2 separate regions of the Homo sapiens genome follow, and region 1 is linked to region 2. The links are chromatin contacts, found by Hi-C in ENCODE. All regions are on one chromosome and are shown on one strand. Each heading gives the region's core, a stretch centred on a gene start or an enhancer-like site at or near the end of the contact. The rest is flanking DNA. Distances are from core to core; before and after follow the strand shown.

Evidence for each region. A loop is a pair of places that touch in the nucleus more often than their neighbours do. Pooled maps may share reads with other maps.
Region 1: a loop to region 2 is called in a map of aorta, with 7 times the contacts of the local background. The contact joins two enhancer-like sites. A Hi-C loop is called at or near these places in 1 of 168 maps with a recorded cell type or tissue (aorta) and 7 of 50 pooled maps.

The regions. Positions count from the first base shown.
Region 1 is chr2:1,649,476-1,654,465 of GRCh38, reverse strand. PXDN (peroxidasin) reads left to right here. Exons shown (of 23, transcript NM_012293.3): 15 at 1-66; 16 at 681-838; 17 at 4,791-4,990. Among named protein-coding and RNA genes, the nearest start is that of LALTOP, 27 kb to the right of the region's middle. Within about 2 kb of position 1,250, at least 19 of the 41 ENCODE cell types and tissues checked have a DNase peak (open chromatin) inside an H3K27ac peak, as active enhancers do.
Region 2 is chr2:693,406-698,608 of GRCh38, reverse strand. It overlaps LOC105373358 (a long non-coding RNA gene), which reads left to right. Exons shown (of 4, transcript XR_001739247.2): 3 at 1,018-1,183; 4 at 1,298-1,624. Among named protein-coding and RNA genes, the nearest start is that of TMEM18, 19 kb to the right of the region's middle. Within about 2 kb of position 3,353, at least 7 of the 41 ENCODE cell types and tissues checked have a DNase peak (open chromatin) inside an H3K27ac peak, as active enhancers do.

The sequences.
Region 1 (4,990 bases), core at 1-2,500, 960 kb before region 2:
CATCGTGGAAGCGATTGCGACTGTTGACAGAGCTATAAACTCAACCCGAACACATTTGTTTGACAGGTATCGTGGGGCTGTAAACACGCTGACCCTCAAATCACTGAGCTTTAGGGTGAAGGTGGGAGTGATTAAAGAATGCATGCAGTTCTAATATATGAATTTTGATTTGATTATCTGATGATCAAAATGTTTAATTTAAAAATCATGAACAACATGGGCATCTGAGTTTTCTGGGGGTTGAAATAACAGAAGGATGTGTGCTTTTCAAATAGAATTTGGCTATGATCCACAACCAAAACATTCTTTGAAAATTTCAACTCATTCCTTTGGCTTATGACTAAATGATTTGGCAAAAACAAATAGTTTAAAAGTCATTAGTGTATTTGTTCACGTTGCTGATTCCAAAGCAGTTTTTCTGCATCTTATGTGAAATGCAATATCTGTGATTTTCTCTATTGACTTAATTAATTATTTGTTTTTAGTGTCTTCCGGTTTTTGTCTGTTTGTTTTGTTTTTGTTTTGTTGCCTCCCACTTCGGATGAGGAAGGTATAGTACATTATGTTGTAGAAAGTAGCCGTAGAAATATTAATAGCAATGATTATATTTTGGGGTACTATGAATTTTATCTTCAGTAATTTGTTTCATTCTTCCTTTCTTCCCCCTAAACTCTGGTTAGCCGTCCTCGTTCTCCAAATGATTTGCTGGCCTTGTTCCGGTATCCGAGGGATCCTTACACAGTTGAACAGGCACGGGCGGGAGAAATCTTTGAACGGACATTGCAGCTCATTCAGGAGCATGTACAGCATGGCTTGATGGTCGACCTCAACGGAACAAGTCAGTGCCAAAGCCTTTTCTTCCTCCTCCATGGCCTGAGTAACGGGGTTGAACACGCCTCAGTTAAGTCACATTCCTAGGGAAGAGTTCCAGCATTTTCTTTCCCACTGTGCTTATGAACTGTGAAATTATTTCCTTAAACTGTGATTCCTCTTGAGCCCTACAGCCCTGTCGCTCTCACTTTGGTTTAATAGGAATCTCTGGGGGACGTGAAGTCCCTTGGAGTGCTGATCAGGCTACAGCAGGTCCACCTGCCCTGAGTGGGTTATGCCATCCTGGCCAGGGTGGGTTATGCAAGCCCAGTCCCTCTGCAACAAATGAGCCATAAGGGAGGACTTGGCAGCGTGCTTGCTCCCTGAGTGACGTTGTGTCCTGGGAATGCGGTGCCACGCGTATTAGGAGGGTTGTTTTGGAAGAGTCCCGGGTCTGTGAAACCAGCTGATGAGATCACCTCGGGCTGGTGTGGAGATGCTGTTGGGGGAGGTATGTCCCCCACTCACTCTGCTCTGGCACTTTGCCGTTGCCCAGTAAATAACAGATGCCTTTACATGTCACGATTGTCCTTGCTGGTAGTAGTACTATTGATGAACCCATAGAAGACCCTGACTTTCTCATGTAAAAACATCATTTTCAGCAGCAGCTGGTTACTCATGGTTCTGTACACACACACACACACACACACACACACACACACACAGAGCACGGAGGAGAATGTAACAGTAGCTGTCCCTGTGGGATGAAAGAACTGCTTTATAATTTTTCAGTTTTCCAAATTGTTTTCATTGAGCATAACTTTTACGATTAGAGCAAAAAATGTTCTTCAATGGTTAAATGAAAGAGACGTGGAATTGAGACCTGTAGGGTGATATATGCCCGTCTTCGGAGTAGAGTGTTGCTCTGAGCCAGCCCCGTCCTGTTAGGTTTTGGAGCCCTGTTGGTGCTGAAGCCTGGGCACCAGCCAATGTGAAGCTGTATGTTCCGCAGCTCCTGCTTCCTGATCCTCTCCTGGCCTCTCGTGGCTGGGGGCGGGGGTGGGGGCAGGGCAGGAAATGTTGGAGTTGGAGACCTCTGGATGTTTCTGCTTTTCTCGATGGGTGAAACTCCAGCCTCACCTCCCAGGCACATTCTTGGGGAGAAGCATCAGAGCCCATTTTGTTATTTCAACAAGTATTTATTGGGCACTTTCTGCTTGTCAGGTGCAGGGGGAGACTAGGATGAGAGGTACCAGGCATGGGTCCCAGCCCCTTCCCAAGTCCCTGGTGCCAGTCTCCTGGTAGAAAGGCCATGTTCTCTTCTCCAGAGAATGAAGAGGGAGTTACTAAGTGTAATTTCTTGCTACTCCCTACCTTTCTTCATTTAGTTACAGGATCAGATCTTTAAACATTACTGTGGCAGCCCAGCAAGTGGGTTCTGCCGCCACCACAGAAATAAAGCCATCTGGAAATGTCTCCTCAAAGGCAGGCTGTTGGAAGCTGTTCCTTGTGAGGAATTGCATGTCCATTGTGTGTCATTACATGCCAATTATAGAAAGATTTAGACTCAGGGAAAGACAGAAAGGAAAGAGTAAAATCACCCCAACAATGTGAAATCATTTTATACATTTGCTGTTTACCCAAGCAGCAGTTAGGTGCACATGCAGGCACTCATTTCTTCACTTATTCGTTCCACCTGCCTGTCAGGGCACACCCTCTATGCCAGTCATTGTCCTGGGCCAGGGCCTACAGTCACAAACGGAAGAAATAAAAACCTCTGCCCTCAAAGATCAGACCTTCCAGAGAAATGCAGATGGAAAACCAGAGAGAGGCCCCTGCACATAAGAAGCCCCAGCGAGTGACCCAGAGAGAAACAGCAGGCGGGAGGTGGGTGGTGCCCTGGCTGGGATGGGGTGCTGTTCCCCATGGGCGAAGGTGACACGTGAGCAGGGACCCCACAAGGGCGAGGGGGCCTCCCTGGAGCATCTGAGGGGACCACACATGCAGAGTCTTGGAGGTGGGGCACGTTGGAGCATAGTGGAACAGCAGGTGGTCACTGTGGCTGGAAAGGGGGTGAGGAAGGGCTGATAAAGTTAAGGAGATTTGTGCTCCACCAGAAAGGGCCTGGGAGCGAATATAAGGATATGTCGTTGGCTGTGTATGAAATGGGAACCTTAGGGTTTCCTGCAGAGAAGCAACATGGTTTGATGCATTTTCAAGCATCGGGCTGGGTGACCACTCTGCATGGGGTGAGGACAGATGTGGGCAAACCAGTCCTGGGAAACTGGGGCCAGGGTCGGTGCCACCTGCTCTGGTTGGCGGGTCTGGTCTGCCTCTGAACCAATGGCCAACGCCACGGAAAAAGTGAACATTCTGGAGGAAAGCCCGGAGACCAGCCCCACAGCCCAGCCAGGCATTTGGGAGGAAGTGCTTTTCCTCCTGGCACTCTGCTTTCTTGGCTCTATGGATGTTCAAGATTGATAATTCTGTAGGACTTCCCAAGAGTAGCTGTGAAAATAGGGCCAGATGTTTCAGCTCACTGTTTCAGCCTCTGGGAAAAGTCAGACAGAACAGAACCAGGGGCTGAGGGGAGCCCGGGGTTCATGTTCCCTGCACAGACCTTTCCCACCCAACACACCAGGGTGTGTGTTTCTGACTTATTCTCCCCAGCCTGGAAAATGCCTCACTTCCAATTCTTTGCATTCTTATGTGGGTGTTATGGACACCGCTCCCCCACAGAAAAGGGGCTGTCTCTTGTTTTCTTTAAAGGTGTCCATAGTGATACCTGTGATCTTGACAAGCAGAAATGGGCTGGAGAAACTTTAGAAAAAAGAAGCAGTGATGGCTTGGAACTCTGTGAGTATGTGCACACGTGAAAGTGTGAGTGTGGCTCTGTAAGCATGTTTGCATGTGAGTGTGTGCATGTGTGAATGGAAAACATTTAAGCGTGCATGTGTGTGTGCGTGTGTGTAGCTTTTCGGCAGGCATGACATGTGCCTGGAAAGGAGGAGTGTTGAGGAAGGTGAAGGCCTAGGATGTATGAATATGTGGAGGAAGCACTTTGGCGAACACAGAGATCTGAGTGTGTCTGACCCCAGGACGTGGAGTAGCTGTTGCTTGGAGCAGGTGTCTTGAAGGCGAAGACTAGGATCTGAACTTAGGAAGATCTCTTTCATCTGTGGAGTGATGGCCCAGGCTACCATGTTTGGAATTTCTTCTGTAGCTAGTGGGCAAAGACAGAAGGTCTCTGAGCAAGAAGGTGACCTAGTCGGAGCCTGTGCCAGGCTCATGGGAGCGTGCGCTTGCTGTGGGGAGGGCGTGTGGATGACCTCCACCAGGCAGGAGGCCCTTCTGGAATTGAAGGCCAGTGCCATGGAAATCAGTCCCAGGATTCTGCCAGAGAAATGGAGAGGAGGGCGCGGCGGCTAGGAACATTTTGAGGTAGCGTGAAAGGAAGTGGCACTCTTTTGGACGTTGAGGGAACAGCATGAAGCCTCAGTGGACCGAGATGTGCAGTGACAGGTGTCAGGAAATGCCCTGCTCGGCAGCCTGTGGAGACCGATGGTGTGCACTCGTGTGGAGGTGTGGTGACTGTCTCTTACACGGGGCGTTTAAAGTGAGGTTGGAACAGTGTCAGCCTGGACTGGTCAACGTGGGTCGGGCTCCATCGGTTAGGGGTCTCCCAGAGGAGAGCTGCTGGTTGAAACCATGAGACTGCTAAGTGGGGAGGGGAGACAGGGCCCAGAAACTGGGGCTGTGGAGAGAATACCTGTGTTTGGGGCTGGAGGAGGGGAGGAGCAGTTTTACCAAACAGGAGGTGAGCAGGTTTCCAGCAGGAAGCGCTTGTTGCATGGCGCACAACAGGTTTCATGAGCTGGGGGTAGATAGCCCCATGTCAGCGGCAGAGGTGCCAAGGGGTACCGGGCCCTCACACATCCTCCAGGGGAATTGAGTGCGTCTTGCTTTTCTCCACGTCCCAGGTTACCACTACAACGACCTGGTGTCTCCACAGTACCTGAACCTCATCGCAAACCTGTCGGGCTGTACCGCCCACCGGCGCGTGAACAACTGCTCGGACATGTGCTTCCACCAGAAGTACCGGACGCACGACGGCACCTGTAACAACCTGCAGCACCCCATGTGGGGCGCCTCGCTGACCGCCTTCGAGCGCCTGCTGAAA
Region 2 (5,203 bases), core at 2,104-4,603:
ATAGTTGAACAGAACCTGAACAGAACCATCAACTTGCTCTAATTGCTGTTTATAAAATACTCCATGCAGCAATAGTAGAATACACATTCTCCAACTCATGGAACATTAACCAAGATGGACCACATGCTCGACTGTAAAACACACCTTAAAAATGTCAGAGAACACAGCATATGTTCCCAGATCACACTGTAATTGACTGCAAATCAATAGCAGAACAATAGATGGAAAGAAAAAACCCGAATATTTAAAGGTTAAACAGTACACACTTAAATACACGAGTCAAAGAACTTTCAAGAGAAATTTTAAAATATTTTGAGCTAGATAAAAATGAAAATACAACTTATCAAAATTTGAGGGATGTAGTGAAAGCAGTACTTAATGGAAATTTATGGCATTAAATGCACATCATAAAAAAGTAAAGATATAAAATTAATAATCTAAGCTTCCGCCTTAGGAAGAAGAAAAGAAGAGCAATTTAAGGCCAGAATGATCATCTGGACATGGATTAGGAGTGGAGAAACCAGTGTGCATTCATGTGGTCCTCAACATAAGTTCCATAAAGAAATATTTATAGAAATATGTATGTACATGTGTAGATTCCTGCTCTGTCACTCACTAGGGCTAAAAGCAATGACAACCCAATATCAAAGATAACATGAAATACCCAGATCTTTGCTTCAATTGCTAATCTCCAGTAAAAGGAACCAGGGCTCCCCAGAGAAACTGTGGATTCTAGGAGTAGAACAGGAAATAGACAAGGTAAGCTGGGGGCACCTTGTAGTGCTAGGAAATTAATAACTGCTGAAAAAATAAAAATGAACAGCCACATTGCCAGGGCACGTCAGGGCCACAGGAGCCAATGGAAAGATCTGGCCTGCAACTGAAACTGGAAAGATTAAACAATAATGATAACAAAAAGCAGCATTGGCTCATAATCCAATTATAAAATAAATACCTATGAGTTTATCGTGATATGAACTAATGGGTAAATATTTAACAGACATATCTCTCTTGCAGAGGATTCCAAATAAAGTTGCAGACTCCATGTTCTTAGGGGAAGAGAGCGTAACTCCCGCTGCTTAAGTGAAGCCCATGCATAGTGACTTTGCTCCAGTGAGTCTGGAAAGCGGGACAAGGGAGTAACTTTCCTGTGGAGAAACCTGGCAGAGGCCACGACCGCCAGGTGAGGCGGGTGATTTAGTGATGAGTCATTGACAGAAGGCTCCTTGGCAGGGTGTAATAAAAATAGCACTTTACTTCTATGGTCTTCTTCCCCAAATTCCATAATCCCAATCAGATCATCAGAAAAACCCCAACTGAGAGAAATTCTACAGCATGCCTGACCATTACTCTTCAAAACTATCCCAGTCATCGAAAACAAGGAAAATCTGAGAAACTGCCAGCAGAGGGGGGTCCAGGGAGATGTGACAGCTGCATGCACAGCGGCGTCCCGGATGGGGTCCTGGAACAGAAAGATAACATCAGGTTAGCAACTAAGGAATCCCAAATAGGCTATGGACATTAGTCAATGATTACTATTACGCAAACATATGATCATTATGTCAAGATAGGGAACAAATTTCCCATCTTGTCAAATAATTTATTGAGCATATTTATCAATTGTTAAGTCTGTCTGATAGCCTTGTTTGATTTCTGATCTCCTGATGTTTGATTTTGATTGAGATTAAATGTCCTGATTGTGGGGAGTCAGTGAAGTCTCTGTGTGTGCTTGGTGACATCTGAGTGAATGTCACATGATTGTGTAAATGATAGCAGAGATAATGGGGGGCTCCGGATGATACAGTCTTTCCCCAAAGCGGAGCCATTTGACGCTGGCTGGTGGCCCAGCTAGAGGCAGATGACGCCTGCTCACCTAGGGACTGAGGTCACCCAGCTGTGTCTCAGCCTCTCTTTGAGGGCACCCTTCTTCTCACTAACCCGTGCTTCTGGGGGTCACATGTGGAGCTCCAGCTTCAGCCCCTTGAGATTAAAATCAGTTTCTGTTCCTCTTCTCTCCAGGGCCAGCCTCCACTACATGCCTGGCCACACCAGCCATCAGGGATTTGGTCTTTATGGGGAAAGACAGGAAGAGTATTTTAAGACATTTAAAGTAGAAAATGTTTTTGGCCTTGGGGAAAATATTAAGGCTCTGAGAAAGAAAAATAGCCTTAGATTCCTGATGACACTGACTTCCCAAAAATGGCAAATGTTGTGTGGAGAAGGAGAGAGATCTTCCCTGTGAGCTGGCAGGACAGTCATGGGGGCGATGCCTTGGATGCAGTGTGAGAAGTTGGTAAATTCTGTGGCACACACCAGTGATTTGAACAACAGTTTATGGCTCTCTACCCTCTCTCTTAATTTTTTCTTTACAGTTTTATTCCCTCTGGTTCATAGTACCCTTTTTTCTAAAACTAATGTGATTTTTGAAACAACGGATGTGATAAACCAAGATTAAATTATGTTCCCAAATTTTAAAAAAGTTTGAGGAGAAAGTAGTTTCATAATCAATGTTTGATAAGCACAATTATTTTTTAACATGTAAGACGATACCAACTTAAATCTAGACAGTACATTAAAGTTTAAAAGTTCAGTTTGTAGGGGTGTATCAATAGTTAAATTAATAATTTAAAAGTCTTTTTATTTCTGGCATAATATTCTATTTTTATTTTCACTTGTAAAGCATACTGTAATTTTGTATGCAGAATGTAAGGTGCCAATACCTTTGTTGAGTTTTGAAAATATTTATTAAGGAATATCAACATATAAAATTATCTTCTAAATAAGCTTTATGTTGATCAATAATTTCTGGATCAAATTAACTTTAAGCAAATGAGAAATATGTACAGCTGTCACAGTGTAATAAATTAAAAAATGATCATTTCATCAATTTGAGTCAACTAGCTATTTTCTGCAAAGTTTATAATGTACAGAAGGTGGAAGATGCATGTCTGATACATTTCCTGGGAATAAATGTATCATCTCTGAAGCTATTATGGCTCTAATAAGGAACTCCTCATGCTTGCTTTGGAAATCCCACTTAAGATGAAGATAGTTTTTTCTTTCCTCCAGTGTGATCAGCAGTGCTGGTAATTACCAGGCTTCTCATGCCTGTTTCTAACAGACCAACACTTTTCTAGGAAGCGCTAAGCAACTTGAATCTCACTCCTGGAACACAAGCCCCAGCCACATGGATAACAAACATTTATCCTGTTTATATGGGAAGTCATAGGAACACATGGTTTCCTAACCTGGACATCAAGGTCTTTGGAGGAATCTTGTAGCCTGTTCCTGGCAGCTTTCTCTCCCCTTCTTCCTAGGCCACCAGAGCTGGCATGGAGCCCAGTGGGAAGGTGGCATTTCTGCTCAGCAAGCAACTAAGAGAAGCCTGCCCTTGGCAACAGAAAGTTCTAACGAGGACCCAGGTTTTTAGACAGCTAGAGTCTCCGTGTTTCTTCTGATTGTGGTAGGAAATAAAGCCAGGAAAAATAAGTCTTTATAAAAACAGCATGGGTGTTTTTGTGATAGATTTCCAACGGGTAAAAAAGGGAACTACGTTAGAAATGTGAGCCTGGCAAGAGGGAAAAGCTGGCATTAAGGACCTGCCGAAATTCTAAATTAACTTTCTTTTCTATGCCAGAGTAAATTTAAAATAGATATATAAAAGTCTGTTTCATTTATATTCTTTAGTGAAAGGCAAATATACAAGCAAAATAAAATTTAAAATACTACTATTGAATGAACAATTTGAATACCACTATGAAGTAAGGCATAATAGATTATTGAAGAAAAGGAAGCCTGGACCCTCCTGTAAAGTAAACGGAGGAGGCTGCAGAGAGAAGGATGTCTCACCGAACTGCAGGAGAAAAGCATAGCCCTCCAGCAGGAAATGGAAGATGGTGATTTCAGGATATTTGTCAGCTAAAGCTTTCACAAAACAGCTTTATGCAGCCTTTTGAATAAATGCTCTGCGTGGTTGTGTGGAGGAGATATTATTAGAGGGCCTGAACTCTTAAAATAATGAAATTGAGCTTACTGTAAATTTGTAGAGGTAAAGGAAATAAAAATATGCTTCTATAAGTTATATGGGAAAGAGAACTTCAAAATCAAGAGAGAGAAGTTTTAACTTCCTTAGGTTTATTTGTTTAGGTTCTCTTGTGGAGGTCGGTATTATTACACACTACGTTAAACATCTTGCACAGAAAAACAAAGTCAGCATATTCTCTGTCAGCCAATGGAAGAGAGTGGAGTAAACCAGTAATTCCTTAACACACATGCTTTAAAACAGCAAACTATTAGACACAATGTGGAGTATGTTTATGGTCTGTTACATTTTATGAAATGGTTTTGTTTATTTTTAAAATACTTGTCATGTTAGCAATCTCCTGATAAGATGGTACATTTAAAAGCCCAGAACAAAACACACATGGAATAATCATCTTCTCTAGGAGCAGGATAGAAATAAACCCAGGCTTTCTGGTTTATTTCTATCCTTTCATTAATGAAATCATTACAATTTTGTTAGGTCTAATTCAAAGACCAAGAAGGCATTTGGACGGAAAATAAAGGGAGCAAGTTTTGTGTCTTTTTAATGTGTTTTCTACAGCCAGGACCAAGCCCTTGAAAGCAAACTTCGACAAAGAAGTGTAATTTCATAATAAAAGAAAGAACCCTGTAAATACCTAATTCCAGACTTTCCTTTGTCATAAAGTCAGTGATCTTCATGCACCCAATCTCACATACAAATTCCCATTTCTTACGTATAACCCCTTTCTATTTACTGATGAGGTCATCTCCTGATGTGGTTAAAAATATGTGACTCTGTAACTATGATTTTTCTCATAATGAAAGTGAGATGCAGGACAAGTCAGCTATTATTATGGGATATATACAGATGTGCTGGGATGGAGTCCTCCACAAGAAATCACGGGGGCAGAGCACGCTCTTAAATCTCGGAGCTTCTTACCTGAGAATGTTGATTCCGAGTCGCTACAGTGGCTTCCAGGAGTTGTCGACTTTTAAAAAATTGGGTTCCACTATTCCAAATCCTGGTCTCCTTCTTTGTTGAGAGAGAAGGAAGGCGGATGGCAAGCATGACGTGCGGGCTTCTGTAGGGGCTCTTGCTGTGGGGTAACCCTTGATAAAATAAAAACTTCAGCCAAATTAAATTTAAAAGTCTTTGAGCAATGAATGAATTGCGAATCAG